4 separate regions of the Homo sapiens genome follow, and all the other regions are linked to region 3. Evidence: chromatin contacts called from ENCODE Hi-C or POLR2A ChIA-PET data. All regions are on one chromosome and are shown on one strand. Each heading gives the region's core, a stretch centred on a gene start or an enhancer-like site at or near the end of the contact. The rest is flanking DNA. Distances are from core to core; before and after follow the strand shown.

Evidence for each region. A loop is a pair of places that touch in the nucleus more often than their neighbours do. ChIA-PET counts read pairs that join two places held with the same protein, here RNA polymerase II (POLR2A). Pooled maps may share reads with other maps.
Region 1: a loop to region 3 is called in a pooled map, with 3 times the contacts of the local background. The contact joins two enhancer-like sites. A Hi-C loop is called at or near these places in 7 of 37 single-sample maps with no recorded cell type and 8 of 50 pooled maps. POLR2A ChIA-PET finds 5 or more read pairs at or near these places in 4 of 52 experiments (CD8-positive, alpha-beta memory T cell, activated B cell, naive thymus-derived CD4-positive, alpha-beta T cell and 1 more).
Region 2: a loop to region 3 is called in a map of left cardiac atrium, with 2.4 times the contacts of the local background. The contact joins two enhancer-like sites. A Hi-C loop is called at or near these places in 1 of 168 maps with a recorded cell type or tissue (left cardiac atrium) and 6 of 50 pooled maps. POLR2A ChIA-PET finds 5 or more read pairs at or near these places in 2 of 52 experiments (MCF 10A and activated CD4-positive, alpha-beta T cell).
Region 4: a loop to region 3 is called in a map of naive thymus-derived CD4-positive, alpha-beta T cell, with 5 times the contacts of the local background. The contact joins two enhancer-like sites. A Hi-C loop is called at or near these places in 3 of 168 maps with a recorded cell type or tissue (B cell, OCI-LY7 and naive thymus-derived CD4-positive, alpha-beta T cell), 18 of 37 single-sample maps with no recorded cell type and 11 of 50 pooled maps. POLR2A ChIA-PET finds 5 or more read pairs at or near these places in 10 of 52 experiments (B cell, CD4-positive, alpha-beta T cell, CD4-positive, alpha-beta memory T cell and 7 more).

What each region holds. Positions count from the first base shown.
Region 1 is chr14:68,479,955-68,487,484 of GRCh38, forward strand. It overlaps a transcript of RAD51B not described here. Among named protein-coding and RNA genes, the nearest start is that of RAD51B-AS1, 200 kb to the right of the region's middle. Within about 2 kb of position 4,202, at least 8 of the 41 ENCODE cell types and tissues checked have a DNase peak (open chromatin) inside an H3K27ac peak, as active enhancers do.
Region 2 is chr14:68,538,328-68,545,866 of GRCh38, forward strand. It overlaps a transcript of RAD51B not described here. Among named protein-coding and RNA genes, the nearest start is that of RAD51B-AS1, 140 kb to the right of the region's middle. RefSeq lists an enhancer at 1,107-1,667. Within about 2 kb of position 5,989, at least 20 of the 41 ENCODE cell types and tissues checked have a DNase peak (open chromatin) inside an H3K27ac peak, as active enhancers do.
Region 3 is chr14:68,814,002-68,821,039 of GRCh38, forward strand. No RefSeq gene overlaps it. Among named protein-coding and RNA genes, the nearest start is that of ZFP36L1, 24 kb to the left of the region's middle. RefSeq lists enhancers at 1,747-1,966, 2,047-2,276, 2,293-3,032, 2,907-2,956, 3,057-3,106 and 2 more and a silencer at 2,417-2,806. Within about 2 kb of position 2,415, at least 41 of the 41 ENCODE cell types and tissues checked have a DNase peak (open chromatin) inside an H3K27ac peak, as active enhancers do; they include B cell, CD4-positive, alpha-beta T cell, CD8-positive, alpha-beta T cell and 1 more, where a contact is called at or near this core.
Region 4 is chr14:68,501,106-68,508,800 of GRCh38, forward strand. It overlaps a transcript of RAD51B not described here. Among named protein-coding and RNA genes, the nearest start is that of RAD51B-AS1, 180 kb to the right of the region's middle. RefSeq lists enhancers at 4,293-4,856, 4,825-4,884, 4,857-5,420, 5,421-5,984. Within about 2 kb of position 5,791, at least 20 of the 41 ENCODE cell types and tissues checked have a DNase peak (open chromatin) inside an H3K27ac peak, as active enhancers do; they include B cell, CD4-positive, alpha-beta T cell, CD8-positive, alpha-beta T cell and 1 more, where a contact is called at or near this core.

The sequences.
Region 1 (7,530 bases), core at 2,952-5,451, 330 kb before region 3:
GGGATTACAGGCATGAGCCACCGCGCCCAGCCAGGTCTTCATTTCTAAAGGTTCTCATGTCACATAAAACTTACGTTAAATAAATTTTTATGCTTTTCTCTTGTAAATCTTGTTGTTGTTGCTGTTATTGTTGTTTGAGATGGAGTGTTGCTCTGTCACCCAGGTTGGAGTGCAGTGGCATGATCTTGGCCCACTGCAACCCCTGCCTCCCGGGTTCAAGCAATTCTCCTGCCTCAGCCTCCCATGTAGCCAGGATTACAGGCATGTGCCACCATGCCCGGTTAACTTTTGTACTTTTTTTTAGTAGAGATGAAGTTTCACCATGTTGGCCAGGCTGGTCTCGAACTCCTGTCCTCAGGAGATCTGCCCTCGTCGGCCTCCCAAAGTGCTGGGATTACAGGTGTGAGCCCGGCCTTCTCTTGTAAATCTGTCTTTTGTTATGGGGGCCTTGGCCATGAACCTTGCAATGCGTTCATGCAAGATATTACTTTTTCTCCCCTACAGTTTCTGGTGCCCAATATGGGGTGACTGAGACACCCCACTCATTCTGGATCTTGCAGATGAGATCCTGGGGCAACTGACAAAAAGCTGGAAAAATTAGAATTCTTATCAAAGTCAGCTCTCCCAGATCTCTGTCTGTAGTGCTTGGTCAAGAGAGACGTTAGAAATTTCTCCTTGTCCCTTCCTTCCCAAATTCAGATTATCAGGAAAAAAAAAAAAATGTCTATATTGTGACTCTCTGACTAAATCTGGCTTTAAGGTACTCGTTTGTTACTGATCCTTTCCCTCGCAGGGACTGCTGTCTCTTTCCTTGTTTTTCTCAATTTCTGTCCTGATAACTTGGTTTGATTTTCTCCCTGTTGGGGCATGCAAGCTGTCTTGAGTTCCCCAACCAACTTCAGGGGAGGGAACTCAAGAATACGGCTGGACAGAAATGTGGGTTGCACCCTATTTCCAGCTATCCTACCAAGTATTGCCAGCTCTTGGGGGGTTTATTTGTATATTTCTTTTGACTCTCTTTGGGGGTAGTTCTGGATTTGGGAGGGCTGCACTCTCTTTTGAGAACCCCTTCTTAGTCCATGGTGAAGTCATAAAAGGCTCTTTGGTTTTGGTTGAGTCACTTAGTAGGTACTTTCAGTTTAAAACAAGAAAAAGGTAAATGTATATGTTTTTCTCTTGTTAATCTGTGTTTTCTTGTAGTGCTCTCAGCCACGAACCTTGAGATAGGTGAGGAAAATATATTATTTTTCCTCCCTTACATTGAGCAAGATGCTGTCTGTTCTCTGCAACTCCTAATTGTTCTCTCTTCACCTCCATTGTCTGCCACGAAAAAAAAAATGCTACATTGTTCACACATTAAAATGGATCACTCAAAAGTGTCTGAAAAAAGCAAGAGGAAAACATATCCTAATTCCAAATGTCAAAAATTAAGTGGCTCCTCCTTGAGACTACCTTTTTGACCCCAAGAAACAATAAGAGAGTGCCCTATACCCAGTGTTTGACAAACCAATACAGTACTCTCCTGCCCAAGGCCCTCCAGGCCTTCACCACAAACCATGCTGCAGGGACAGGACGTAAGCACTGCCTCTGATATGGAGCACTTGCTGCGTGTCTGACACACACTTTACATACACAATCTTCTCTAATGCTTCCAGTAATCTTACAGGTAGAATTTTGTATTATTCCTTCTCTACAGATGAGGAACTGAAGCAGGAGAGGTTCAGTTTGTCACCAGAAAGGATGAAATGTGGATTTGAACTCAGGCAGTTCTACTCTCTTTTCTCTTTCATCCCTTGCCCTGTAATATTTCTGTTCACAACTCTTATTCATCCTAAGTTCACTAAAGTACTCAGCATAATACTACACACACAATAGTAAAGAACTCAGTGAATATTTTCTAAATAAAAGAATCACCAGGAACAATGCTAGTAGTTTGATCTTCTACTCTGAGCAGTGATGCTCAGAATATAGTAGAGGTTCCATCACTGCCTTATCATGTCACCATTTTTAAGGAGCAGAAGACATGCACAGGAAAGTTGCCCCAGGAAATGTTCACAAGAAAGAAGGACACAGGTAGCATTCTTCCCCGTGAGCTGATAATCTGCCAAGCTGGTACCACCCATGAGATTCTAGTGTGGCATTTTGTATCATTAATTACTTTTACTGAAAGTAATTACTTTTACTGAAAGTAATTAATGATGCAATTCAGAGATATTTTAGGGGTGTGTGTGTGTGTGTGTGTGTATGTGTGTGTGTATCAAAGTTCAACTTTGTCTCCCTAATCCTGCTAGCCTTCTGGCCATTCTATTAAGGTATTGCAGTCCTGGTGAAGATTCAGAAATGTGTGGTCCCCGTCAGCCTACAGGGTGAACATTTTGGATTAACCCAGAGAGCCTTGAACTCTGTGCATAATGTCTTTTAGGTTGTGTGTTGTGAACAAAGCAAAATGACTGCTCAGAGACAGGGTTGTAAAAGTTTGTCCAGCAAAACCAGGATTGCCAAATGAGAATTCTGGAAAGGGAGGATAAGGATTAGGTAATGGGAGAAAAGTGAGTGAAGGCAAGGAGAAGTGCAAAATATCTGATTCTAGCCTAAAAACTGGTCTTGGAACCATTTGGAAGGGTCATTTTTTCCATGTTTTATTTTCAATATCATCACCATCACTTTTATCCTGTGGCTGTGAAAGGACTTTCTTCATTCCACTCCAGAATTCAAAGAGGCTTCTTTTGCACAAATGGAGGGAAGGCACTCATCACACTTCTCAGCCAAACATCCTAAGTGTGAGAGAAAACACACTGCCTACTTCTGAATTTCGGTGAGGGCAGGGTTCAGATGGAACACATATTTTCCAAAACTCCAAATAGATCTGGGAGGAGAGGAAACCATTAAATCACTAGACATAAGTCAGGACACATTTGGTTTTGTTCCCTATCAAACAGTCCCCCCAAATCTCAGTGACTTGCAAAATCCATGCATGTCTGAGACTCTCCAGACAAGCTCTCCATGTGTGACTCAATATTGCACTTCAGTATTAACATGCACTGCCACAGTTGCCACAGTAGGGGAAGGGAAAGGTGGATGGGGGAGAGAGAGAAGAAAGTAAGAAAGAGAGAGAGATTGAGCACTGATAATTAAGTCCTTCCCTCAAAAAATGATATACATTCCTTCTACTCTCCTGGCCATGCAGCCACTCCTAACTTCCAGGAGGCAGGAAGGTACCACTTCCTCCATGTTCTGAAGGAAAGGGGAACTGGATATTGGTGAACACCTGTAATGTTTGGCATGCACAGCTATACCCAGTGGGCTTGCAAATGTTTCCTTCTTCCATATTCACGCTTGTATATACCTTTCCCTCAGATTACCTGGCATACATCAAAGATTTATGGGGTAGTGTTCAGGAAGACCAAACAGTTTTGCAGCCTATTTTAGTCCACAGGTGACCTTTTGAAATAGAGGGGTAGCCAAGAAAGACCAGTTAACTCTGGGTACTTTTCCCCTAGAGCTTTCAGACACAAGTAACTCTGGGAAGGGATAGTGGGTTCAAGGGAGCCATGGCCTGATTTCAATGACACATTCAAGATAGAACAACTAGTTTGAGTGACCCCAGACCATCATGCCTTGTGTGAAAAGACTTTTGGAAATGTGCCCTTCCATTTCCATTCTGCCGCTTGTTACCAGACATGATGCACGTTCCTTCAAAGCCCTGTGACTTTTCCAGAAAGCAGCTCTCCCTGCAAGAGAGAGAAACTTTCCCTTATTATTCTTTCAGTAATGAATTCCTGCTCTGAATGGGCTGCCTCCATGTGTTTTCAGTCAAGTGCTGATGGCAGCCTTGCCTGGGGGCATTTCCAAAGCTGAGGACATAAGAGATGAAGGAGGTCTCATATTGACAAGAGCTGCTTTTGGTTTTCCTTCCAGTTTAGCCCTCCTGAGCCTTGAAATGGGAGATAACAAATGATTCATCAGTTCTTGTTGGTGAACCAACATGACCACCACACCTCTTTGCTCCTTTCAACCAATGAAAAAATCATGTTTTAAAGCTTTCCTCAGAGAGGTTTGTGGACCTGGATTTTGGTGACTTAACAGGGATTTAACTTTCTCAGACCAAACCAGTATTTTGTAGATGCCAAGACTTCCTTTCTTCAGGTCTCAAACATAGACTTCGCGTACCCTGAGGTGATAAGAACAAAGGAGAAATTAGGTCACCCTGTTTCCTGCCTAAAACCTAATCTCAAGTACACAAGCTGCTTCCAAGTAAGCTGTGGTGGTAGGCCATGTTTGCTGAGAGCCAGCCCACTCACTCTCCCTAAAGCAAATGTCTTCAGACAATAATTCAGCTTTCAACCTACCTGCATGAAACTTGTACAAACTTTTAGTTACAGTTGGGCTATTTTCTTTCTTTTTCTTTTTTTTTTTTTTTTGAGACAGAGTTTTGCTCTGTCGCCCAGGCTGGAGTACAGTGGCGCGATCTCAGCTCACTGCAACCTCCGCCTTCCGGGTTCACGCTATTCTCCTGCCTCAGCCTCCCGAGTAGCTGGGACTACAGGCGCCCACCACCACGCCCGGCTAATTTTTTGTATTTTTAGTAGAGACGGAGTTTCACCGTGTTAGCCAGGACGGTCTTGATCTCCTGACCTCGTGATCCACCCGCCTCGGCCTCCCAAAGTGCTGGGATTACAGGCGTGAGCCACCGTGCCTGGCCCAGTTGGGCTATTTTCATTGGGAAGAGGAGTCTCAATTATCTCCGGTAAAAGGGGACACATACTGTTAAGGATATAGGTGGTGCAGAATTGGAAAGCCTTCTGGAGGGGAGGCAGCCCTGGGAATTCATTATCCTGGGGTCTCTGCTTTTCTTTACATGTCTGCCCAGGGCTACTCTCACTCTCCCAGCAGATTTTGTCCTGCATACTATAGTTTATTTACTCAAAACTTCAGTTTGCACATGGCTCACCCTGTGTTTCTCTCTTAGCCTTTCAACTTCAGTTCCCATTGGCTTTTTTCCTTGGTTAAAATTCTGAAGAGAGAATCTGATTAGCTCGGACTTATCTTAGTGTTTTGTCTCAGACAACATCATTGGTCACTGGCTAACCAAACCTTTGTTGGATAAGGAAGTCGCTGAAAACATAGCTGCCCAAGCAGCAGGAGGTGTGGGAAGGCCAGCTTTTCCTAGAGGGGCTGTGAGAGGGCAAGACAGTGATGAACTCCAGGGCATGCTTTACACCCTCTAACTGGACTACTGCAAGCATACTCATTCCCTCTTGCTTCTTGCTCATAACTGTAGACCTGGTCCCCTTACACCCTCACAGCCTAGGCATCTCTTTTCACTGCTCACCTCCAGCCCCTGACTCCAGGATCTTACTTCTCACCCTGTTAAAGTGCCCAGTCACAGAGGTATAGGACTAGTGAGTGGGAAGGAAGAGCTGTTGAGATTTATTTAAGAATATACAGAAGATTAGGGAAGGTGTGTAATGAAAAGAGGAATGAAAATAAAATCCCTCTCTCAGCTAAAGAAAATTGTGTTCCCACCATGGGACCCAGCTACCTTTCCTCCTTCCACCAGTCTTTGGAGTTACTTCCTTTTCAAAAAAAAACAGACATCAGCAGAAGCAAGAGGAGCTTCCATTGAGGAACCCTGACCAAGCAAGTGGGAAGATATTCTCTCTTCATTAACCCCCAAGGTCTTCTCTGTCCCCTGCAAGGATCCCTTGTCCCTATCCCTGATCCTTGCATTTCTCCAGCCCCCACCCTCAGGTCTTGTAAAGTCCAGATTCTTGACTAAGAAGTCCCAAATAACTTTCAAACTAAGATTTTAAAACACAAGTGAAGGACTCGGTTTGGATCAAGTTTTTGCCAATTGTGTTCTTAGTGCCCAAAGCTCTTTATTGGAAGTTATTCACAAATCTTCATGATGGTTTTTGGACGACTAGTCACGTGTGGTGTTGCCCTATTTCAAATGAGTCAGAGAAATTGTGCTTTATATGAATTCATGCATCAACCAGAGGATTAGGGGGAAAACTGAATTGTGGTAGTATGCTTTACCATTTATTCATTAGATACTATTACTTTTGTACCTCATCAGATGGCTAAAAGCCAAACCCAAACCAAATGTATTCAAATTTCAGTCTGCCCATATTATTTTTAGTGGACGTGAGTCTAGGAGTGAAGGAGAGGCTAGTCTAAATGTCTGTGTTTCCTTGCCCTTTCTTGAACTCCGGGTATGTCAAAGGTGATTAAATCATTGGTCAAACTTTGTCCTGTGACTGACACTTTTATCTAGTGACTAGAATTGCAACATTTCCCTAGGAGCCTATGATAGTTTTTCCAAACCTGCTACTGTGGGGTTCTAGTCAGTTCCTCCAGAGCACCTCCAGATCCCTGCCCATTCTATTTAGAATCGGAGGTTTAAGTCTATTGCCACTGGCTGTCCTCTGGGGCCCAGAAACCTATATGGGGTTTGTCCAGCCTCTCATCCCAGCACCATCGTCCAAACCCCACAGTCATTACCAATCTAACAGCTTGAAAGTTGATACAAAGATGAGGCAGAAGCCAGTTTGGCTTTCTCCCAGTTCTCTGTGCCCCTCCGGAGTTAATCAACAACGACCTATCTTTGTGTCAATAACATAAGCCTCTCTAACTAGAACACCTGGTGAAAAGCCGGAGGAAAGCTTAAAATGAAGCAAATTTTGCAGTGATTATTCTGACCCTCACTGTTTAAGCTGGACTCAGGATCTCCAGACAAAAACTGCTTGTTAAACCCAACCAACTAGTTGGATGAACCTTAAGCCACCTTGGGTTTTGCTAATATTTTTCATGCCCACACCTCAACTCCAAAGTCTGTAAACTTTAAGCATCAACTCCCCATTTCAAGCACACAGGGTTTAGTGAGATGGCCTGAGTTCATCTCGCTGGTAGAATTCTTTAGTGGCATCTCCTCATCCCTTTCCCACCCTCAAAGCCCATCCTGATGGTGCGGTCACACCACTGGAGAAACCATAGACCTTCTTAACTGGGATTACCAACACCTTCTCTTAGTACGTATTCACATGGCCTTGGATGTTAGGTGACTGCCTGTTCAGAGAAAGTGGGGAGGGTGAAAGGGAGTGAAAAGGCAGAGGGCACATGGACAACAGTTCCTTGCTGTATTCGTCTGCTCAGGCTGCATAAAAGAATACCACAAACTGCATGGCTTAAAGATCAGAAATGTATTTTCACACGGCTCTGGAGACTGGAAATCCGCAATCCAGGCTCCAGCAGGTTTGGTTTCTCCGGAGGCCTCTCCCCTTGTCTTGCAGGTGGACGTCATCTCTCTGTGTCCTCACATGGCTTGTTCTGTGTGTGTGAGCTCTTAGTGTCTCATTCACTTCTTATAAAGACACTAGTTCTATTGGATTAGAACTAGTATCTTCTTGCTTTTTATTTTCTGTGTATCCATTGTATGTTTTTTGGTTTGAGGTCACCATGAGGCTAGGACCTCATATTTATGACCTTGTTTAACCTTAATTACATCCTTTTGTTTTATTTTTGGTTGTT
Region 2 (7,539 bases), core at 4,739-7,238, 270 kb before region 3:
GAGAAGGGGAGGGCCGGGGGCCAGGAGCCAGCTCTTCTCTGCTGCCCTGTATCTGTGTGCAACTCCAAGATGTCCCAGGACTCTGAATTCTCACACCTGGCTGCCAGGTCTTTAGGAAGGCATATTTTTTCATTGTAGGCAAACAGAATATATTTTGTTTAACAGTTAGTGAGCTTGATTTATACTTTTAAATATTTAGACATATGATATGGGGCCTCCATTTGTACTCTTGCTCCAGGCCCTGCAAATGTTAGGGGTGGGCTTGCAGAACGCCAACATAGTTTGTTTGGCTAGCACACCGCTTTTTTTTTTTTTCTTTTTTAACATCTTGAATTAGTTTCTAACACTAACAATTGGGAGATTTTGAATAAGAATAGAGATTTCTGATTTCTCTTTTTTAAAATTACAGAAAATCATGGGCCTTCCTACTTGTATGGCGAAAAAGAGCTGGGGCTGAGCAGGATCAGCCTGCCCTGGGTGGGGCTGGGCCAGTGTTTCCTGATTGGCCACAGTTCCCACCTGTTTCCCTTCTCTCATTTCGGTAACCTCTGATCTCTCTGGCCACTGAGGGCATTTGAGTTTGTCACCCTTGATTTACATCCTTCTTTAGATATGTCCTTTCTGTATAAAGCCACCATGCCATCACATTTAACACATTGTTTTTGCCTCTTTTCTACAACTTCCCTCAAAGAAAGTTTTTTTCTCCATTAGCTAAGTGTAAATCCCTACATTTTAGTATGGATAAATGCCTATAATTTTGCCATCTTATTCCCTAACTTCTGAATCTTGGGAAATCATTAAAACAACAGCTAGGAACTTCAAGAGAGCAGTTGCTCTCCACAGGGATCCCCCCTTTCTCCATGCCATGCGAACTGGAAACCCAGTGCAATGGATTTTCTCACTTTGACCCCAGTGAGGGAGGGAGATTTTTGATAACTGACAAAGAGCTTTTGTTCAGGTTTGCAACAGGATGGATCAGCCAGCCCCACCTCATGGCCCCATGCTTCTTCCAGGTTCATCTTCCCCTTCTGCCCCAGAAAAGCCCCCAGCCACAGCCTCCTTGCCTCCAAGTCGCCAGCACTCCGCCCCCTCCTCCGCCTGCCTCTCAGTCTGGAAAACAGCTTTGCACGTTAACCTCCAGGGGCATTCACTGGGTTTCCAGAGGGGTCCCCAGCCCCACAGGCTGCCAAAATAGGCTCTTTACACTCCATAGATGGGAGAGAAAAATCTGCTTGTTCGGTTGCAACTGTCAAGCAAAGGACATGCTGAGCTCAGATAGAAATAGCAGCAGGGTCAGGGCAGGGCAAGGCCCCAGCATTTCATTAGCTCGGCCCAGCTAAGGGTGATTGAATGCACACAGTGGCCCATGAATGGGGCCATGGAGGGCAGCCACACAGTGCAGCACAGAAAAATCATTCTTTGGCCGCTGTCAGCTGGCTCAATGGGACTTAATTATTGGGATAATGAGAACTGATTTTCATTGTTTTAATTTTGGGGAAGGGGTGAGAAAGGAGGGACTTTTCTTCCTCATCTGGGTGAAAGGATGCTAAACTGTGGCCTCTAACGGTCCCGTATCCTCCAGGCTGCTGTTGGCTCCTGTGTTTGCTGTTCTTTATCAGTGCTGTAAGAGAGTGTTAGGATGGTCATCTGTGTCAGTGTCTCCTTTAGGGCCTATAAACCTGGCAGGATGTGTCCTCAGAAGAGCATTTCTGTGCTGGCATCCACGGTGAGCAGCTGTACCAAAGCAATAGAGGGACAGAGAGAAGCCACTGGACAGAGCTGCCCATGCTCAGCCCCTTCCAAATGCCTCCAGGACATGAGGGAATCCTACCCTGCTCCTTTTTTTTTTTTTTTTTTTTTTTTTAAATACAGGATCTAGAGAATTCAAATGATCTGCTCGAGGCAAACATAGGATCGTCTGAGTTCCTTGCACCCTGTTCAAGGTTCAAGAGCCTAGGACTCTACTGCAGACCACACCACAACACTGTTGGATCATCAGACCTCTTCTAGCTACGAATCCTTGACAATTGAGATAAGGTCCACTTACATGAACCCTGAAAGTCATTACATATGACTTATTCAGCCCTCCCTTATTCAATTTGATTCACTTGCCACCTTCCCAAGATCTTACTCTTCATGTGGAAATGAGAGACTTATTTATTGCTCAGCTTGTTCCCTCATTTCTCTAGGTAACATGTACTACTAGTGGGATCATCAAACAATAAGTATTTGCAAAACTGGGCTTAGCGTGGTTCTAGGTGCTGTGCAAGTATATAATGACACCCCCCAACCCAAAGAAAGTCACCTGGGGAGACCTGAAACAATTAGAGAAACACACAAGGGGACCCTAATTGAATGTGAATCTCTCTAGCCAACCAAAAGAAAGAGAGGGTGGGTTTAAGGGTAGTGAGGGACACTTTGTGAAGAAATGACAGCTTGTGAGGACTCCAAGGTTGAGTAGAATTTCAACAAAGAGCAAAGAATGGAATTGGATGGTGTGTTCGAGAGAAGGAAACAGACATTATTGGAATAAAGATTCCATGTAGGGAAGAAGGTTGAGTTGAAGAGTAGGGCCAGATGATGTGAAGTTTGGAAAGAGAGGCAGGGCATGCTTTCTTCACCCACAACTATAATACATCTTTGACCATAAAAAGTGGTTGTTATTGCTATCATTTGTTTTTGTTTTCACTTTGCCCCTTCAAGTTCTTGAAAAAGATAGTCATAAAAGAAGAGGGTATGCCCTCATTCATGGAGCACAGAGAAGGAAGCCCTCTGTGATGTTTCCAGATGTGTAGGTTTAGGCTCTAGACCAGTGCTGGTGCCTTCCTGGGACTGCCCAAGCCAATCACCAGGGAGAGGCTGCAGATCCTTTCTCTGCTCAGCTCCGTTCGGGCTCCTCTTTTCTTGAAGATTTGACAGATATTGGTTAAGTTCTTCAAATCTGACAACTGGGTTCTTTGTGGCAAAGAATAGGTGGCTAAGGAGAACTGGCTCTAACAGGCTAATAGCCTACCTGGCCCCTTTCCAGCAGGAGAAATGCCATAGTCCTTCCCAGAAGCACATCTTATATGCACAGTCCTCACAGAGTGTGTCTGTGCATCAGAATCAATTAATCATGCCTGTCAGGAGGGGGAATGGCCCCTCTGGCTGAAACAGTGGAAGGAGCCCTCGTGATTGAAGACCACTTTGCCTTGGAAACTCATGCAGGTCAGAGGGGAAAGTTGAGTCTAGATGGCATGCGGTATTCCTTGGGTATGTTTTCTCATCCCTGAAATTTGCCCATGTCACCCAACTAACTGCTTGTAGCAAAGCTGTATTGTCAGTGCAATCCTTTGGGGCCTTGTTTGGGCCTGAAGAAGCCATTCATTTCTTAAAGAAGAAAAAGCTGGCAAAGTGGAATTTGTAGTAACAGCTGTTAGTATTTAAAACTTTTGTTTCAAGATCTTCAGGCACTTAAAAATGACTTTAAATGGCCACTCTGCAAGAGTCTATCTTTTACAAGGCAGCCTGTGAGATCTTTCTCAAAACAAGCCTCATCTCATCTCCTCTTTTATTGAGATCCCCATTGGTCCTCTATTTTGTATAGAAGTGGTTCCCAAACTTTTTTGATTTAACACCCCATCAGTAAACAATTTTGAATAGGTACTCTCAATATACATATATTTCTTTTTATATTATACACATGTATTACTTTCCTAATATATTATGTACATTATAAAACATATACAAAAGTAATTTTTTTAAAGGCTGAGATAAAGATGAAGTAAGCAATAGTTTAAAATGTCTTGTCAATTATGATGGCTTCATACTGTCATTAGCTAATATGTCAAAAGCACAATAAATATGTCAGGGGAGTTCCATTTATATCATTTGAATGATATAAATCCTTATATCTAGTAGTTTTCATGGAAATTTCTAACTGTTTTGGCTTGACTTCTTGTTACATGCAAATATTTGGTCATTGTCTTCACTTTGTAATATGGCCGAAGAAAACTTGTTCTAAGGGCAGTGTCAATGCTATTATTCTTATTATTTGCTTGTGCTTATACTACTAATATTATCTTTGATCCATTGTTTCCATGCAGGAATATTTTAATCCACTTGTCCATTTTGTGTGTGTTAGATTAAATTTGATAATATCCATAATCCAATGAGTCAGGAATGTGCAAATTGTAGTGATTCATATGTCATTGAAAGCCCCAGGGGAGTGAGGACTGAGGACACCATTTGCCGCCTCTGCAATGTGCAGGTCCTAATCTTGCCACAAGATATCTCATGAACAATTCATGACACATAACAATGGCTGTGAGGAGCCCGTTGTCAATATTTATATCAAATGTTGTAAGTCCATGTTTTTTATTTCCTAGAAAAAAATAAGTTCAAATTCTAGTACTTTCTGACTTCTAAATTCTAATGGATCATCTTGTGTATCTCTGGGGCATGCATCCTATTTCGAGACCAGATGTCTACAGGATGGATTTCAAACCCATTAGCCTTGACTTACAGGGTCCTTCTCTGTCCAAACTCAGCCCATCTTTCCAGCCTCATCTCCCATTGTTCCCTGTCTTATACCAAGGAGACATCCCATTGCTTTTTAAACATGAAATATTCTTTAATAACTCCATTCTTTTGTGCTTACTCTTCCAGCCAACTGGAATGCCTTTCTCCCATTCTCTAACCCAAGTTAAATCTTCGTAAGATGTCTGATTCCCTTAGAGCAGAGGTCAGCAACCTTTCTGTAAAAGGCCAGTCGTAAATATTTCAAGCTTTGCAAGCCATATTGTCTCTGCCAACTACTCAATTTTATCATTGTAGTGCAAAAACAGCCATAGGCAATATGTAAACAAATAAGCATGGTTGTGTTCTAAAAAAAATTTCTTTACAAAAATAGGTAGTGGGCTGGATTTGGTCCTTGGGCTGTAGTTTGCCAACCCCTGCCTTAGAGAACCTGTCACTCTTCTACTACTGCCATCCTAGCTTTTTCTCCATGATTATCTGTTTACAAGCACATTTTGCCAAAATACTAAATTCTTTGAAGTCAACACTTTTATTCCTATTCCCTAAAAGCTAGAAATCTGGAAATAGAAATGATTCAATAAAGACATATTATTGAATATCAAGAATTATCATTATGTTGCTGGTGGAAAAAAGTGGAGAAAAATTCTTCGGTTGGGTACAAGATTAAATGGCTTACTTCTAAGATTTATCTAAAATAAAAGATTATATAAAAATACAAATTAATGAGATGGAAGGATTTGTCTTGAGTTGGAACTAGGTCTTCTAAAAGGGCAGTCAGTGTCCTGCTCATCTGATCACCCATGTTCATATTCCTGCCACATTGTTTTGGCCCACAGCTTCGATGAGACCTAGAGAATCACTTCCTTTTCAACCATACAGCCACCGCTGGGGCCAACCACTCCCTACGTTTGTATAATGCTGTATGGTTTTCAAAGCAAGTAGCACAATTCCTATTTGGTAGATAAGGCAATTGAGGCATATTAAATGACTTGCCCTATGAATGATATAACTGGGACTTCTGATTCCTAATCTAGGACTCTTTTTGTTACACCAGACAGCCTCTCAGGAAATTAGAACAAAAAAATGACATATTGCAAAATTAAGTCAAAGAATAAATTAACCCCATTTGAAAGTCCAAGGAGACCTTCAGACAAATGTGTATCAGAATTTCAATGGTATTTGGCAGAGTTGGCCTAATGGAAGTGTGGACACCCTGCCAACTTTGCATAAGATACATAAATCTCAAAATCAATTTAACTAACTTTCATTTATCTTGGAAACACAAAAATTTAGACTAGAACTTGGCAGGAATAAAGAGATTTACACCAAGCCTGCATCCCCACTACTCTTGTAAACTGTTTCATGAACCCCAGTGTTGAAGACCTCACTGTTTTGTTTGACTCTGAAGGCCGCCTACGCATACTTGCTGCTGGAGGAAGGTTAATACTGACTCAGAAGCAAGAGGACCACTGACTGAATCACCACCACTTACTACAGTCCTCTGCTCTGTATTCCTTGGAAATCTCTTGCCTCAGCTTGGGCTTAACCCAACCCACTTAGAAGGAGAGAACAATTTTACAGCCCCGCATGGAGTGACTCCAAGCCAATCGTATCTGTTTCCAAGTGATCTGACGCAGCAAGCAGATTGTATTTCCTTTGGAGGCTTGGCTGAGAATTGTTGGGTTGGCAACACTGAACCAGAGTGAATAAAATAAGACTGTCAAGAAAAATCTGAAATGGCCCCTAAAGAGATAGGACTAATGAAATGCTCAGGTCAGGGGTGGGGTGCTTTCTGGGCAGACTGAAAAAAGAAAGGAGGACCAGGTGACCATGTGTGAAATTCAAGAGTCAACAATGATCTAGGTAAGCCAGGCAGATTGGCACATGCCCAGTACTTTTCTGAGAGCAGGCATCAAGCCTAAAAAAATGCACAAAATCTACCTCTTATTTTTATTCTTACCTTTAATCAGATTTTTTATTGAAGTTTTTTCATGGTTGGTTACCTATCCACCTTCCTCCCATCCTGCCAAAGAAGGCAGGGACTCCAAATGCATTTGCCAAAAACCAACAGACCCCTGTGTTCAATTATTGTGGGCTTAGGGAATAGTAATTAAGGAGTTCCAGGGATGGGATGTGGGAGCAGCAAAGGAGTTAGGTTTCACTTAAGGTCCTTGGGAATAAATAAATATTCTGTCACTAGGATGAATGGGGTTGGTTCTTCACAGATCATGTAAAGGGACAGGCTTAGCCCTAGAACCAACTCATGATCTAGATGAGTTTCTGTTCAGATGGATAAGGGCATATCTTTGAGCACCAGGTTCCATGGGCACATATCTGGTTCATTATTCTTTGCTTTGCTTGTGCAAAATTATTTTCAAAGGCAAAGACACGGGGACAAAGTTGGGCTCTTTGAGGCTGTTCCTTGAGCAAAGAGGTGTATGCCTCTGGCTGCCCACTTGGCAGTGGATATCTTCATGCTTCTTTTTTCCACCCAAATATTATGGCCACTGGAGTATTTGTAGGAAACAGTCTAAAAAAAGACAACACTCACTTCCCCTTGCTTCAGGCTCTTCACAGTCAACTCCACTGGCATGTTTCAGGCACCTGCTGTGTGCCAGGCATTTTTTTTCAGAATGGAACAATATTGCCCTTGTCTTTAATGCCTTAACTGTCTAGCAGGAAAGACATTATTATGAGTACCTGGGGCAGAAACAGTGTGAGAAACATTTTGGAGACCCAAAGGAAGGGGCCATTGTAAAGAAGTTCCACCAGAGTAGAGGTAAGAACGGGGACAGGGCATGCCTATAGACACCTATCCATCATTCGCTTGTCCACACATTGATTTCCCTAAATATTTATTATCTGCTTGTTATCTGCCAAGAGTGAAGGGCTTGGGATTCACAGATGAATAGGACATGGAATATAGAGTAGGGGGTTGGGCAGAAGAAGGGAGTGGTGGGAGAGGGAGTTGAAAAATAGATTGGGCCGCATTAGTAAGACTTTTGCTTGCCAATTTGGGTC
Region 3 (7,038 bases), core at 1,165-3,664:
AGGGCACGCCGGGGCCAGAATGCCTGGGTTCAAATCCTAGCTCTGCTATGTATTAGCTCTGTAACATTGGGCAAAGTACTTAACCCCTGTTTCCTCCTCTGTAAAATGAGGATAACTATGGCCCTATAGGGCAGAGTCGTTGCCTAGAACAGTAGAGAACTCAAAATTAATTTAGCAAGGGGCCCTCCTCTGCCCAGTGGGATGTGCTACTATTGACCCCATGGGGTTCTGGAAGAAATCAACATGCTACTACAATGGAAGGCATTTGAAGGAAGTGGAAAGTTTTCACAGAAAGTAGCCCAGAGACATGCACAGAGTGCTGCTCTCTGTGCAGACCAGAAACCCCAAAGATTTGTGCCTCTTTCTGTCAGAATGCAGCTTTCTGGAGCCCACCGGGCTATAGAAGCTGCATGGCGTCTGGAATGGGAATGGGTTGGCCTAGTCTTCCCCTGGAGGTATGGAGAGGAAAGGTGACACTTTCAGGCTTTGTGCAGGACAAGCAGAGAATATCACTCAAATCCAAGCTGGCTGCCCTGTGGGGGACACAGGCCCATGCCGGCAGGCCTGGGGAGAGCCACCGCTTGCTGAGGTTAGGCCAGCACCAGTGGGTGTGAGGAACCCACCTCCAGTCTCAAGAGCAGGGTTGGGCTTCCCTGGATGGGGAGGAAAGGGTTAAGCCGGCTTGGGCTCTGGAGGGAAAGCACTCGGCAGCTATAAACAGAGAGCCTAGGGAGGGAGGGGGCTGACAGGATGTGGCCAGGGCTCGAGCTGTCTGATTATTAACTTCACTTTTATTTGGAGGGGGATTTGATTCTCTGTTTTACTTCCCATCAAGGAAGTGAAAGCCCAGGTCTCAGAGGGGCCTGGTTTCAAATTGTTTTGTCACAGCTCATTTATTTTTCCTTTTAAATAAATAAACAAAACCACCTCTTTGTTTTCCCCTTAATGAGCATTCAGCAAATCATCTGTGGGTGAGGCATGAACGGGGTTTTCTGGAGTCCTTCATGGGAGAACATTTGGCTTATTATTTTAAAAGGAAAAAGCAAGGATGTCTCCTTTAGCTCCCAGTCTTCTCCAAGGCTGTGAAGGCACTTTCTCTTTTGCCTCCTCTGAAATACCGACCTAGACCAGCGAGGAGTCTGAAATCACAGCCTCAAGCTCGGCCAAGGCCCCAGGAGCTTCCTTGGTTGGACCTTGGGGCTGGACCCGCAGCCTGCCATTCCATCTGACAGGCCCTGACCCTGAGGCCACGCAGAGGAAGCACCCAGCACGGGCTCAGTGGTTTGTCTTCTTGCTTGGGCTCAGACCCATGGCTTTTGTTCCTCTGACACCCTGACATTTCTACTAAAATAACAAAGCAATTAAACACACAAAAGGATTCCATGACAGCCTTAAAAAACACCATTACATGTTCCTTTACCCAAGGTTGAAAACATTTGGGAACTTGATTTCCAACATCAAAATCCAGATCAAAACCCATTCAACAATCCCATGATCCCCTTGCAACAACCCTTTCCTGGCCAGTATCACAGGGTGCCGACCCTCACAGGGTCTCACAATTCAACAATTCAGTGAGAGAGGATGCAGCAACAAAGACTGTAACGAAAAAACAAGAGAGTCTAGGGTCTCACATCAACAATTCAGTGAAAGAGGATGCAGCAACAAAGACTGTAAGGGAAAAACAGGAGAGTCTACAGCTGAAGCTACTGCTACTCAAGGTGGGCAGAGAACGGAAGAGACGGATTCTGTTGGAAACTAAGAGGGGAAATCCAGGAAGGCTTCCTGGTGGAGCTGATCTTTAAGCTGAACCTTGAAGGACTGGTAAGATGAACGGATGTTCTGGAACCTGAGAAACACCCAAGTACCAGAGAGACAGCATCCATGTGTGAACTACTCTAGACAGAGGCAACAGGCGTGGTGGGGCCTGGGGCTCCTCAGAATGGCACCTCAAGTCCCCATGGTGGTCAGGGACTGGAATGCATCGGCCGCCTGCAGCCAGCTCCGCGGGGCCAGTCCCTGACCTCTGGCTCGGAGATTGGTGTGCCCGGTGAAGGAGTTGCCCAAGCATCTTAGGCAACCAGATACTACGCCTGGCCTTGGACCCTGCCACTTGCCTGCCCCACAAAAACCTGCTGACCGCTGTGACCTACTTTAACGCCCTCTGACTTCCCGCTCTTTGAATATGGGGCAAAAAGAAGAAGGGCGACTGGCACCATCCAATTCACTTGAGGCTCGGAGGCTCAGGCCTGCCTTCCTGGCGGCTACTGGGGTGGCGTTTCCCAGCACCCCCGGGAAGCTACCAAGGTCCAGGGCTCTCCTGGGCTTCTGCGACGCCCACGCACTCCTGCGGCCGAGCTTCGCGGTCGGGCTCTCCCGTCGCCACCCCGGCGTCTGCTCAGCCGCGAGCGAGAACCAAGCCGGGCCGGGCGCGGGGCCCGGGCGAGGCCGCCAAGATGGCCGACGCGCTCGGCAGCGCGCGGATCACGCGGGAAGGCTGCCCTTGGCCTCCCGGGAAACAGCCAAGGTTCCGCCGCCCTCCTTGGCGCTCTGCCCCGGCCGGCCTGCCGGGATCTCCTCCCCGGCGCGGTCTGCGGCTCCCGGGGCCTCGCAAACCTTCCAGGCCCGAGGCCATCCAGACGTGCACACCAGGCCCGGCCCGCGAGGGGAGACACAGGGGCCGGGGCTGCGGCGGCTGAGCTCCCTGGGCGGCTCGGAACGCAAGGGGCCGGCGAGCCGACGCTGCTGCAGGAGGCTGCGGCGTGGGGCGAGGTTCTCGCTACGGCTTCGTTCCCGTCCTCCCGCGGCCGCTCTCCCCCGGAAGCCCTCGGAGGCAGCACGATGGACGTGGCCACACTGCCCTCCAGTGGCCAGCTCGCCGAACAACACGTCTGGGCCCCTTTTGGGGGTCTGGGTGACGTGTCCACCCTCTCTCTGCCCTTTGCTACATTTGAAGGTGGGGTTTGCTCATCCATGGTTCCTCTTACAGGTCACCAAAGCTGCCACAGTGCACACTCACCCAACAGCAGGGGATTTGCCGCCTTCGGTGGTTCTCAAACTTCAGTGTGCACAGGAATCCCCCCTTGGACAGTTCTTTCAAACCCGGATTGCTGGGTCCCCCAACCAAGTCAGAGAATTTGCATTTCTAACAAATCCTCAGGCGATGCTGAGCTGCTGGTCCGCTGGTCCTGGAGCCACACTTAGAGAACCACTGGCTCGGCTCACTCTTTCTCTCACGGGGTTTCTGTCATCTACTCATTTAATACAGAATATGTCCTGCTAGCCCCGGAGGACGAGTGGACGGAACAACTTTCTCACCCCTCGCGGAGCTTAGTCTAACGGAGGAGACAGACTTGTTTCAACAAATCACCTAGAAAGAAATATAAGATTCCATTTGAAAAGACTTTCAAATTCCTATGAAGGAAAAGAATCAGGTGCTCAGAGAACATATATAAATGGGGCACTCATTTAGATTTGGGATGGGAAGGTTCTTGAGGAAGACCTCTCTGAGGAAACCCTTAAGCTGAGGCCAGGAGGAGGGATGAGGTCCTGAGGGGAATGGGGAGGGGACTGGAACTGGCAGGAGGAGCAGGTAAGATGCAGACCCTGTCTGTAGAAGCAGAGACTGGTAGGGGGCCAGGCAGGGGGTCACAGCCTCCTAGGCCCATGCCTCTGGTACCCACAGAGCTGCCTCCTCAGAAGGGCAGCATCCAGGGGAGAAGAGGGCCTGCCTGCATGCTCAGATCTTAGCTACCCCCGTCAGTGCCAAGAAGAATGCTCCACCTTGAGGAACCCCAGCCAGGTGCCCACAGCCCACAAACTTCTCTTTGCCTGAGCAGATTTATGTAGGTACCTTCTGTAAGGCCTGAAGGGCAGTCACATCTGATGGAACCAGGTCTGCTGAGTAATGATGAACAGACATGATGTTACCATCTACCCATCAATGCCCTCAGTGTGCCATCTCCTCCCTCCTGCAGTCCAGGATCCAGCTGTTTCTCCAATGAGCATTTTTAAGCACCTACTATGTGCTCTGCACTAGGATCACTGCAATGCTCTGTGGGGCATGGCACAAAGAGGCCAGCCTGCCCTAGGAGGCGCCAAGCACCCTGGAGGGCAGGTAGGTGGAGTACACCCTCCCCGCCCCAGTCTCAGCTCCAGCCTGCTGTGTGCACCCCCACCCCACCCAAACATCCCTGGGGTCACTCATTGCAGGTGGGCCAGGCTGACAAATGGCAGCCAGGAATTCTAGTGTTCTAATGATTCTTACTTTGTATCAATGCCAGCTTGATGGCAGGGGCCAGGATGACCACCAACCACTGCCACTTTATCCCTTGTGCTGACAAGGAGGTATCATCCCATTAATCCTGTTACCTTGCTCAGTCCCTTCTGTCCCGTTTTCACATCTGAAAAATGTGGGGTGCGGATGAGTTGTGTTAGATGATCTCCAAGGGTTTCTGATCCATGCCTAGCCCACCAGTGCACTGTTGGAGAGATGGACGAGAACAGCCCTGCCCAATGACCCCATGACCCTAGCATTATGCAAAGCAAGGCCTTTGTCGTTAACAGACTCCAGGTTAGGGGAAGGGAGCGGGGAGCAGCTGAAAAACTATGTGCAGCTTTAGAATCAATCAAATCAATCCAACTCTATTCCTGACTCTGTGATAGCCAGTAAGTGGTTTAACTTCTCTGAGCCTGTTTCCTCATCTGAGAAATGGGAATAGCATGGTACCTACCTCACTGGGCTGTTCTGAAGATTACTGATAATAGCTACCACTTAGCAAGTGCTTGATCCGTGCCAGGCAGCACACTAGAGGCTTCCCATCCACTCCATGAGGTCATGTGCAGAAGTACTGGTCCCATGCCAGCAAGGAGTAGGGCTCCATCACAGTTGTTAACGCATGACACCCCTACTGCTCTGCACACATATATTTATGTAGTCCTACGGCCCTACTGCTCTGCACACATATATTTATGTAGTCCTACGGCCCTACTGCTCTGCACACATATATTTATGTAGTCCTACGGCCCTACTGCTCTGCACACATATATTTATGTAGTCCTACGGCCCTACTGCTCTGCACACATATATTTATGTAGTCCTACGGCCCTACTGCTCTGCACACATATTTAACAGGCGAAGGGGCTTAGCAAGCTCTTGGCACATAATAAGCACTCAATAAACGGTGGGCTTCATCATTAGCCAGAGAGAAGGGACTCTGTGAGGAGGTCCTACAGAAGGAGAAATATGGAGAAGTGGGTGACCCAAGATGATGGCTCACACACCTCTCCCAGGAGGGCCAGCCCCATGCCTAGCTAGGCAGTTCCCTGGCTAGGACGTCAGCTCTTACTCACTCTTTCCAGAGAGCAGCTAATTAGCCTCCCAGCAGCCAGGAGCTCTCCAGATGAAAGGTGCTTAATACAAGCTCAAGGCGTAACTCCCATATGTATAACTAAGGTTCCCTGAGGTGAGGAAGGCCCCAGGGCGGAGAGACAGGCCAGATCAGGGCCTCGCCTTCTTTATGACGGAGGTTCCCAGGGAAGGGAGCCGGCTGGGGTGGCAGTGAGCCTGAGAAAGGGCTCGGGGTGGTGGGTGTGCGGCTTCAGAGGGAGCCCCTCCCTGGGAGTGGGCGGGGCCCGGTGGCTGAGGAGGCAGAGTGAATGCTTCAGGGCCCAAGCTGCCTCCCAGAGTGGGAGCTCCAGGTCAGAAGACAGCTTAGAACTGGGTGGGTCAGAGCGAGGGCTTTGCTGCTGGGCTGCCAGGTCAGAATCCCAGCTCTGCTATGGCCATTCCATGTCCCAGAGCCTCAGCTTCCTCCTCTGTAAAACGGAGATAATGATAACATTGACCTCACAGCTATTTACTGACAGCACTTAGTACAGACAGGACCTGGCACCCACTACGTAAAGAATGAGGATTTGTACATTTGTTCATTTAACAGATATTTATTGAGTACCTGCTATGTGCCAGGCACTGGGTGTTAGAAATACAGTCATGAACAAAACAGATCCATTTTCCCTTGATTCTGTAGGGAAGATAGACCACAGACCCCAGAACCAAGAGATCGGTAATACACTGCCTGGCAGTGACCTGCGCTGTGGGAATCGGGTATGAGGATGGGGTCAGGTGTCCAATACAGCGGCAGAAGAGCAGGTACCCAGGCAGATATGGGCAGATTAAGAAACGAACCAGGGTTGAAGGGCCAACCCAAAGTGCGCAGCAAATCAGAGGCGGGAGCCTGGGCCTGCAGCATAGGAATGTTCACCCACAGCTGCTGAAGCAGCCGCAGCAGCTCCCTCTGCCCCTGACTAAGGGGTGTGCCCAGCGAAGCCACCTGCCCTCACCTCCCCCTTGGCTCCTGCCCCTGACTCCCGCAGTCTGGAGTCCAGCAAGGCAAGGGAACTGACACAGCCCCCAGGGTCACGATGGCTTCCATTCTTTGACATTCACCAGTGTCACTGGCTGAGCTCAGGCTACACGGCCATCTTCTCTTTGAAGCCTCCAAACCAGCTGGTGAAGTCAGTAGCACCCCTGTGTTTTTTATCAAGGTAAGGTTCACATAACATAAAATGAAGCATTTTAAAGTGAACACTTCAGTGGAATTTAGTATATTTACAGGGTTGTGGAACCTCCGCCTCTGTCTAGTTCCAAAACATTTTTATCACCCCAAAAGGAAACCCATACCCACTAAACAGTTGCTCTCCTTTCCCTCCTCCCCCAGGCCCTGGAAACCACCCTCTACTTCCTGTCGCTATGGGGTTGCCTATTCTGGATACTTCACCTATCCAGAGCTTTTGTGTCTGGCTTCTGTCACTTAGCATCATGTTTTCGAGGTTTATCCAGGTTGTAACATGTATTGTTATTACACCTTGGTCTATGGCTAAATAATGTTCCATTGTCTGTAAGCACTCCCATCTTACAGATGAGGAAACAGTCCCGAGGCGCTGAGACTCCCAGCTTGAGTCCACACCGGAGAGACATGGTCCGTGCAAGCCTGCTCCCCAGATGGCCCCATCCTGGCACTGCCGTCTGGGAGGAGGCTG
Region 4 (7,695 bases), core at 4,541-7,040, 310 kb before region 3:
TCCCAGATTTCAGGTTGGAGGGAGTTCGGCTTCAGAGAGACAATCCACAGGCCTGCAGATTTCCTCCCATGCAGACCTCAGTGCAAGATAAAGTCAGGCAAGGCTGTGCCACAGCACAACAGCATAATAAATCCCCCTCTGGCCTCCTCCCAGACTTATTGTTCTATTGCAGTTGTTTTGAATATGATCAAAAGGAAGGAAGAGACTATGCTATCAGACTGAGGAAGAAGGATGCTCTCCTGACCGCTCCTGTTGCCCTTGGCCACCTTATTTTAAATATGAGGAAACCAAAGGGCAACGTGCAGCCTAACCCCATCCACATCATGAGGAGTGATGAGCTGCAGCCAAGGCCCCATGGAGCTTTGGTGAGGCAGCAACCCCTGTGCAAACTCGCTGACAGCTACCTTAGATGTCCAGCCCTGTCCTTTTACACACCATGGGGGGCTGGAAGGCCCAAGCACAGGGTCAGCAGCACTTTGAGGCTGGAGCCGGAAGTAGGCCCTGGAGCAGCTGAGGTAGCTGATGTTAACCCCTTGGACTGAGAACTAAGGCTGTAAGGCCACAACCGTTGGAAATAATGGGCCAGAACAGGAACTGCCCAAGCTCAGCTGGCCCGGTGCCCACTTCTCAAGATAGTGAATGGCTCAAGTTCTTTGGAAATGTTGTCAATGTCAGGGCTTTGGCCTTGCCTATGTGCAGCCCAGGTTCAGGCACAGGCATGGGGTGGGCTGTGACATCGGCCACCACTGCTGGATTCCTGCAAGGAACTAGAGCAGAAAGCAGCGACTTGCCTTAGCCTTCAAAGGTAGAAAGGGCGGAGCCGAGTGTTCCTCTTCACAGACTTGCAGGCTCACACAGTCCTCTGCCCTGCCCAATGCCCAGATGCTGATTCGCCAGGTGCCTGGCTGCCACAGCCCGGTCACCTTTATCTGGGCTGGAAGGCCACGTCTGAGCCATCAAAGGAGCCTCAATGGGAGGGGACGTCAATGTGCTTCCTCAACCAGAAAGGTGGTTTGAGTTTGGCCAAAGCAGCCCAACCAAATAAGTAAAAGCCTGTCAATGGAAAGATGGGGGCTGCTGGGAGATCACACGACAACAGAATGAGAACCATTATCAGTCTCATCCCAGCCTGAAGGAGGGAGAGCCTTTGAAGCCACAGACAGGCTGAACAGAACTTTCCACCTGAGAGACGCTGGAGATGGGAGGTCAGGCTGCACTCAGCCCCTACGAAAACTGATCAAAGCCTGCTGCAGAAGGGAGGGGGGCGCACAGCTGCAGTTCCGACTCCCCCCACGGGCCGCCCGGGACTTTCTGAAGGCAACAGGGCTGCCTTTGCAGGGCCCTGTGGGAAAACCCAACACAGATGCACATTGCAGCCAAACCCCCAAGCACTGCTGGGAGAGGGAAAAATAAACCCCTCAATAGTCCTGAAAAGAAAAGGGAGGGAATCAAAGCACACAAAAAATGCAAAGACCACCCACCTGATGAGTGCCTACCTTTCGGAAACAAATAACTCCTGGCTTCCAAGGCGCACTTCTAAAAGAACAGACGGACTGAACACTGCCTCAAAGCTGCATGCACCAGGGGATTTGTGGGAAGCTGTGGCCCCTTCTAAGCATCGGAAGCTTAATTTAAAGTGTGTTGGCCTCTGCGGTGCCTATTCAAGGGCTCCCTTGCATCCGCTGTCCTCCCTGGGAACCTGGGAGACAAGAATCCTCATTTAGAAAAGGACAGGATCCTGTGTGGACTCCTTTATCGTGGTTCTCTCAGACAGGACAGCCATATCTGCCAGGGAACATTCTAGGGGGCATCTTTCAGGCTAGATCCAGGGTGATGTGGGCCCCTGCGAGGGCATCTTGGAAGGCTGTGTTGGTTCTGCCTGGACTGGTCCCTCTGGGACAGCCTCAGCCTACCCTGCCTGGCCTCACCCCTCCTCCCTCTGACCTGAAGCTCCTTTGGAGGACTGACACTTCATGGAGCCTGCAGTTTGATCTTTTCTGAAGTGGAGACAACAAAGCAAAGCCACTTCCACTGTGTGCTCTCTCAAAAGAATAGGAAAGCTCTTCTCTCCTCCTTGGGAATGGATTTGGAGGGAGGGTGGAGGGCGTAATGATGGGGAGGCCTTGGAGGTATTTTGGTGGAGGAGGGTGTGTGTGGAGGAAATGAGCCGCCCAGGAGCATGGGAGAAATTGACATGAGAACATTTCAGAAGCACTGGTTTAACCGGCTGACATTCTTTCCAAAATGGATGGACAAGCCTTTAGGAGTAGACAGAGGGCCTCAGGGAGGAGAAACAGCTGAGGAGGAGGCATCTCCCTTCCCCCTCCTCCAGAGGCTGATGCTACAGAGAAGGCGGCAAGGCCTCACTGAGCGCCTACCCACCACTCACTAGATTTCTATCTTTTTATTACCTTACCCTGGGAGATGAATGGGGTTATCTCCATTTTCCAGGTGACAAACAGAGATTCAGAGAGGTGACGAGAGGCTCTCCAAGGACCCATATGGAAGTGTCAGCTGGAATTCAACCCTCAGGCAGCCTGGCTCCAAAGTTCACAACCTTTCCTACTTGTTTCAGCCCTGCCCTGCCTTTCAGGGCTAAGAAGATGTTAGTAGATGTTCCATAAATATTTATTAAATTGAACTGAACTCAGCAGCTGAACACACGCAGGCCTCTTCCACCCTGACCAAGAGGAATCCTTTGAGGGTCTGCAGTATGGAAAGAAATTCTCTGAGGCGCTAAATAAAATCCTGCTCTGAGGTGCAAGGAGGACTTTTTTGAAATTAATAGCTAACAAAGTTTATGCAGACCCCAAAAGGAAAAACAGAAAGGAATTGGAATCATTTTAAAAACAGAGTCGGTAGATAATAAAACTTCACGGTGGTGGTGTTGTCTTTCATCAAGAAGCACGAAGTGCTCACAGGCTTTAATTACATCTTCATCCCTACGGCCCCTTCTGAAGTCGGTAGATGCACGTTAATAGTACCTTTCGTTTTAGGCATGGACACATTCCGGTACCAGAAGCTTTAGCAATTCTCCCCAAGGCAAGCAGAGTACAGAGCTGGATCGGGGCGCAATGACTCTCCAGGCCAGCATCCCATGCTACCTCCAGTTGTATTTCCTGACTCCGCAGCTGAAACCAAGGACTTCATTGACATATTTAGGGGTAGGGGGATCTGAAGGTCTAGGAAAGAAGGTGGGCAAAACCAAGGAATCAGGCCTCCACTTTGGCCTGCACACCATATAAATCCCCTCTTTGTTCACCCATATGCACATTCTTTAATTTAGGCATGGTTTCCATTTGTGTACATCAATGAGTTTGCTCAGTCACAAGGGTGCCGAAGCCTGAGCTGGACCACTCACTTTAGGTAATGCCACAGCAGACAATCAGTGCCTCTGATCATGAAGACTGGAGAAATGTGTCTGGGCTGGGCCCATGCATGATGCTTGGGAGGGAAACTCTCCCAGTGGACTCTGCGACTGGGATGTGGAAGCTCAGACAGCTAGAGATGGGAAAGGAAACTTAAATTGCAAAGGAGTAATCCTTTTTTTTTCTTTCTTTTTTTTTTTTTTTTTTTTTTTTTGCTAGTTCATTTTCAATCATTCATTTCCTGGCTTAAAAAATAATTAATAGTAATAATCGCATATGGCTTTTTAATGGCTCTCCATTGCCAAATACTATTTAAGCACAAATTTCTTCACTAGACACTGGAGCCCAATCTACACACTTGATGGTGTGGCTCCATCTGGGACCCCAGTCTCATTTCTTGTTCTTAATTTCTGTACAGTTATTCCTAATTTGTGAACTGCAGACCTGCAAGAGGCCAGGGCGTTTCAGCAAGGGGTCCATAACTCTTAGTGCCACACCAAACATGGGCAGCAGCTGAAATCCATAGTATGTAAAACTCAGGCGAATTTGAAAGGCCGTTAAATTCCTAGCAGCTCTTTGTCATTACGTGTTTTCTTGGGTACGAAGTTTGACAATTGTTACAAGAAGGGGCCTGCATTGTGATAACAGTTTTCAACCTGGGATCCAAGGAACCCCACGGAGATTCCCTGAAGTATAGATGGAGGGAGCACGAGGATGGAGCAGGAGCAGATGGGGACACCCCATGCCCGCACACACACAGCTAATTCATCCCTGTAACCAGAGAGACTGTTTTGATCAGTTTTGTACACTGGGCTTTCTAGTAAGATTTTATTTGAAGAAAGGACTCTGCCACAGAGGTGAGTGGGGTAGTTTGCAAGCAATGGCTGCAGACAAAGTACATGTATTTCTAGCCAGTCCCTTGCCACAGTTCAGTGGGGCACAGTGAGAAATCTGTCAGCTGCCCGCTCTGTCCAGATCCACACAGTAAGAACTCTGGGTTTGTTAGTGTCTTAGATGCATTAAGTCCCATCTGGCTCTTAGAAATAACAAATGAACTTGTAGATTAGCCAATCTTTTTTTTTTTTTTTTTTTTTTGAGACGGAGTCTCGCTCCGTTGCCCAGGCTGGAGGGCAGTGGCATGATCTCGGCTCACTGCAACCTCTACCTCTCTGGTTCAAGCAATTCCCCTGCCTCAGCCTCCCGAGTAGCTGGGATTACAGGCATGCACCACCATGCCTGGCCAACTTTTTTGTATTTTTAATAGAGATGGGGTTTCACCATGTTGGCCAGACTGGTCTCGAACTCCCAACCTCAGGAAATCCGCCCGCCTCGGCCTCCCAAAGTGTTGGGATTACAGGCGTGAGCGACCGCGCCCAGCCAGATTAGCCAATCTTATTGTCAGTGCAAAGACAGTATCCACTTTGCATATGTACTGCTGAGGGAATCATTAGAACATTCACTGCTGCTGAGGGTCAGGTGGGGAATTCTTTATATACCAGCTTTTCTTGTGGGCCAAAATCCCTAGAGGGATAGTGGCCACTTGGGGTCCATTTTTATCTCCTTCAGTTTCTACCCAAATGTGTCTTTGCTTATGTGGCTGGGGCCTGCCACTCAGGCTTTCAGGACACAGTGTGCCCCCAGGCAGCCTGGGCCTAGAACAGTTGTAGTAATAAGAGGTGACAAAGCAGGACCTTGAGACAGAACTTCCAGAAATTCTTTAGCTGAGCCTCCGTCCTCCCAGCCAGGTTTCAGACAGGATGACACATAAAGAAATCTCTGAACAATCCAGAGCAGTGCACATTAGCGAGTGAAGCTCAGGCAGGAAATGGGAAGGAATGCCTTTGTCTCTGCTTTCCACCCTGCCACCCATAGCTCATTCTCAAAAGCCACCTCCCCAACACTCAGGCTCGGGGTAAATGCTACAAAACGTGGTGGAAACCTCTCACGACCTCCTCTCTGTTGCATGAACGCCTGTTAGAGGCGAAGGAAAACAATGGCAAACAGACCCAGGCCTGTCACAGCTGTACTGGGGCCAGCTGGAATGTGGCTGTGCGTGCGCGTGCATGTGTGCGTGCACGCCGGTGCACACGTGGGAATATAAACATCCTTGGCTCCCCAGCTCCTGTGTGCTGGATCGTGCTGAGTGGGCGCAAAGTTCTGCATGTGTCCGAGGCAGGGAGGGGCAGCACCAGCACACCTAGGCGCTCTCATTTATACATTGAAAGGCGGGTGGGGGGGACAAAGGAGAAGGTTTGGGAATGGCTGGCTGTGTGCCCGTGTATGTATGGGCACATCTCATTGTTGATATGTCTTGGGGGAAATTGAGGGAAATTTTGTGCTTGGGTATGTGTGCACACATGGTAGGCGCCCACACTCAAGTGTGCAGAGGGGGAAGCTGAAAGAAAGTTTCGAGATTCTGTGAACATTCTCAGTTAGAAAAAAATCTGGCAACTCCCCATACCACAGGTGGGTACACATTCAATGCTTGTGAAGTTCATTTCCTGTACTAGTTACCAGCCCTTGTTTATACAGGACACAAGATGTGCTTGGTAGCAAAAGCTCTAGGTCTCCGGGGTGAGTTGAGGGAGAGTGTGTATGTGGAGGGGGTGGGGAGGGAGTGTGGGCATCACCGCACAGGTGCTCTTGAAGTACACATGAAATCAATTTTCAATATTAATCCATAATTCCACTCATATATGTTCAGAGGGGAGAGAAAGTAGAGCTCTAATTTTAGAATGACCCCCTCCTTCATTGCTCCAGTGCTGTTTTAGCACCCAATCTGCTCGGGCCAGTGGCAGCTCGGGTGTCCTCGTGTGTGTTTATGGGTTTGAAACGCATCTGGCTTGTTCTTCTTTGAGCTTTACTTTGTGAGCCCAGCCCCAGGAAGTGTTTATGAGCTTTTTCACTTTGCTTTATTCTGGCTCAGCTTTGTTTGGTAGCACAGAAGGGTAGAGTTTGACATAAATACTCTGTTCTTTGTGTGAGGGCTTCAGATTGCAGAGGGTCCTAGGACTGGCATTCCATAGGAAAGTTGAGGAGTTTGACCCAACCCCATGATCACACACCTGTAAGCGAACATTCTGCACACCTCAATATGAGAAGAAACTGCACTCTCTAAACAAACTCCTGGGCACGTGACCTCCTCAGAGTCTACTTGCCAGTTTGTTCATCCAGATGGTGACCAGCTCACAATAGACACTCAGTGACTGCTAATTAACCATGGAATATTCCATTCCACTGCATTACCAAAGTGCCAGCATCACTCCTCAGCATAGCTCAGGACCTTGTCCAATCAGCTGTCTTGAACACCCACTTTGATCCACGGTTCACGTTCATGTTATAGTCATGAGCCCCTGCTCCTCCGCCAGTCTAGACTCAAGGAAGCAGTGGCACAAATCTCCTGGCTGTTGGGTTCCATGGAGCAGAGAGCCTGAACCCACCCGGAAACCAAGTCTAGACAAAACAGAGCTTTGAGGTTTACACCCACAACCTTTGTACCGTCGGAAGCAGAGGGTGCCAGGGGATCCACTACACGCTCCCTGGGAAGCAGAAGCCAGAGGTGTCGTGCTATTTCTCCATCTGGCCAAGGGTTTAACCCTGCTGAAGACTATTTCTGAGGGGAGTCTCCATGATGAGGGGACCCAAAGATGCTGATGGGGTCATTTCCCAGGCTCTGTTCTGGTCCAGTGCAGGGCTCCAGTTGTTGATGGTGATGGAAGTTTGCTTTATACTTGGTCCCTGCTTGGTTGGAGTCCTCTGCCACCCTCTGGCAATTCACAACATCTAGTCACTTGGAGACCTCTGAACAATAGCAGGACTCTAAAGACTGGGACCCATGGCTCCTCAGTGAATTCTGAAACTGCTTTGAGGTGCTGCCTAAAGTTCAAGGAGAAGCTTACCAAGGAACGGGGACCTGGGGACAGCAATGGAAATAGAGACAGTGAGGTACAGGCCACTCGCTATCCTTTGTAGGAACTTTCAGCTCCTGTTAGCTAGAGACCGTTGCAGAGTCAACATTCTACGCAAGCCAGCGTGGCACCCTGCTTGTCTATGATTCTATTCAAGGCCCAGACATAACCAGCCTTCATGGGCTTCCAGACCACTGAGATTGCAGCCTGGGGTGACCTCCTACCCTGTCTGGAAGGGTCTCCACCCCAGGCCTGGTCCTGCAGGAAATGGTTCCCGTGGGGAGAACTCCTACTGCTCCAAGGCAGCAGCTTCCTTGGTGTCATCAGTTTACCTGCCAGTCTCATCTCTGAGAGGGTACCAGTTTCTTTGGCTTCCCCGCCTGTCCCCAGAATGATTCCAACACTTTTTTAGCCCCTGA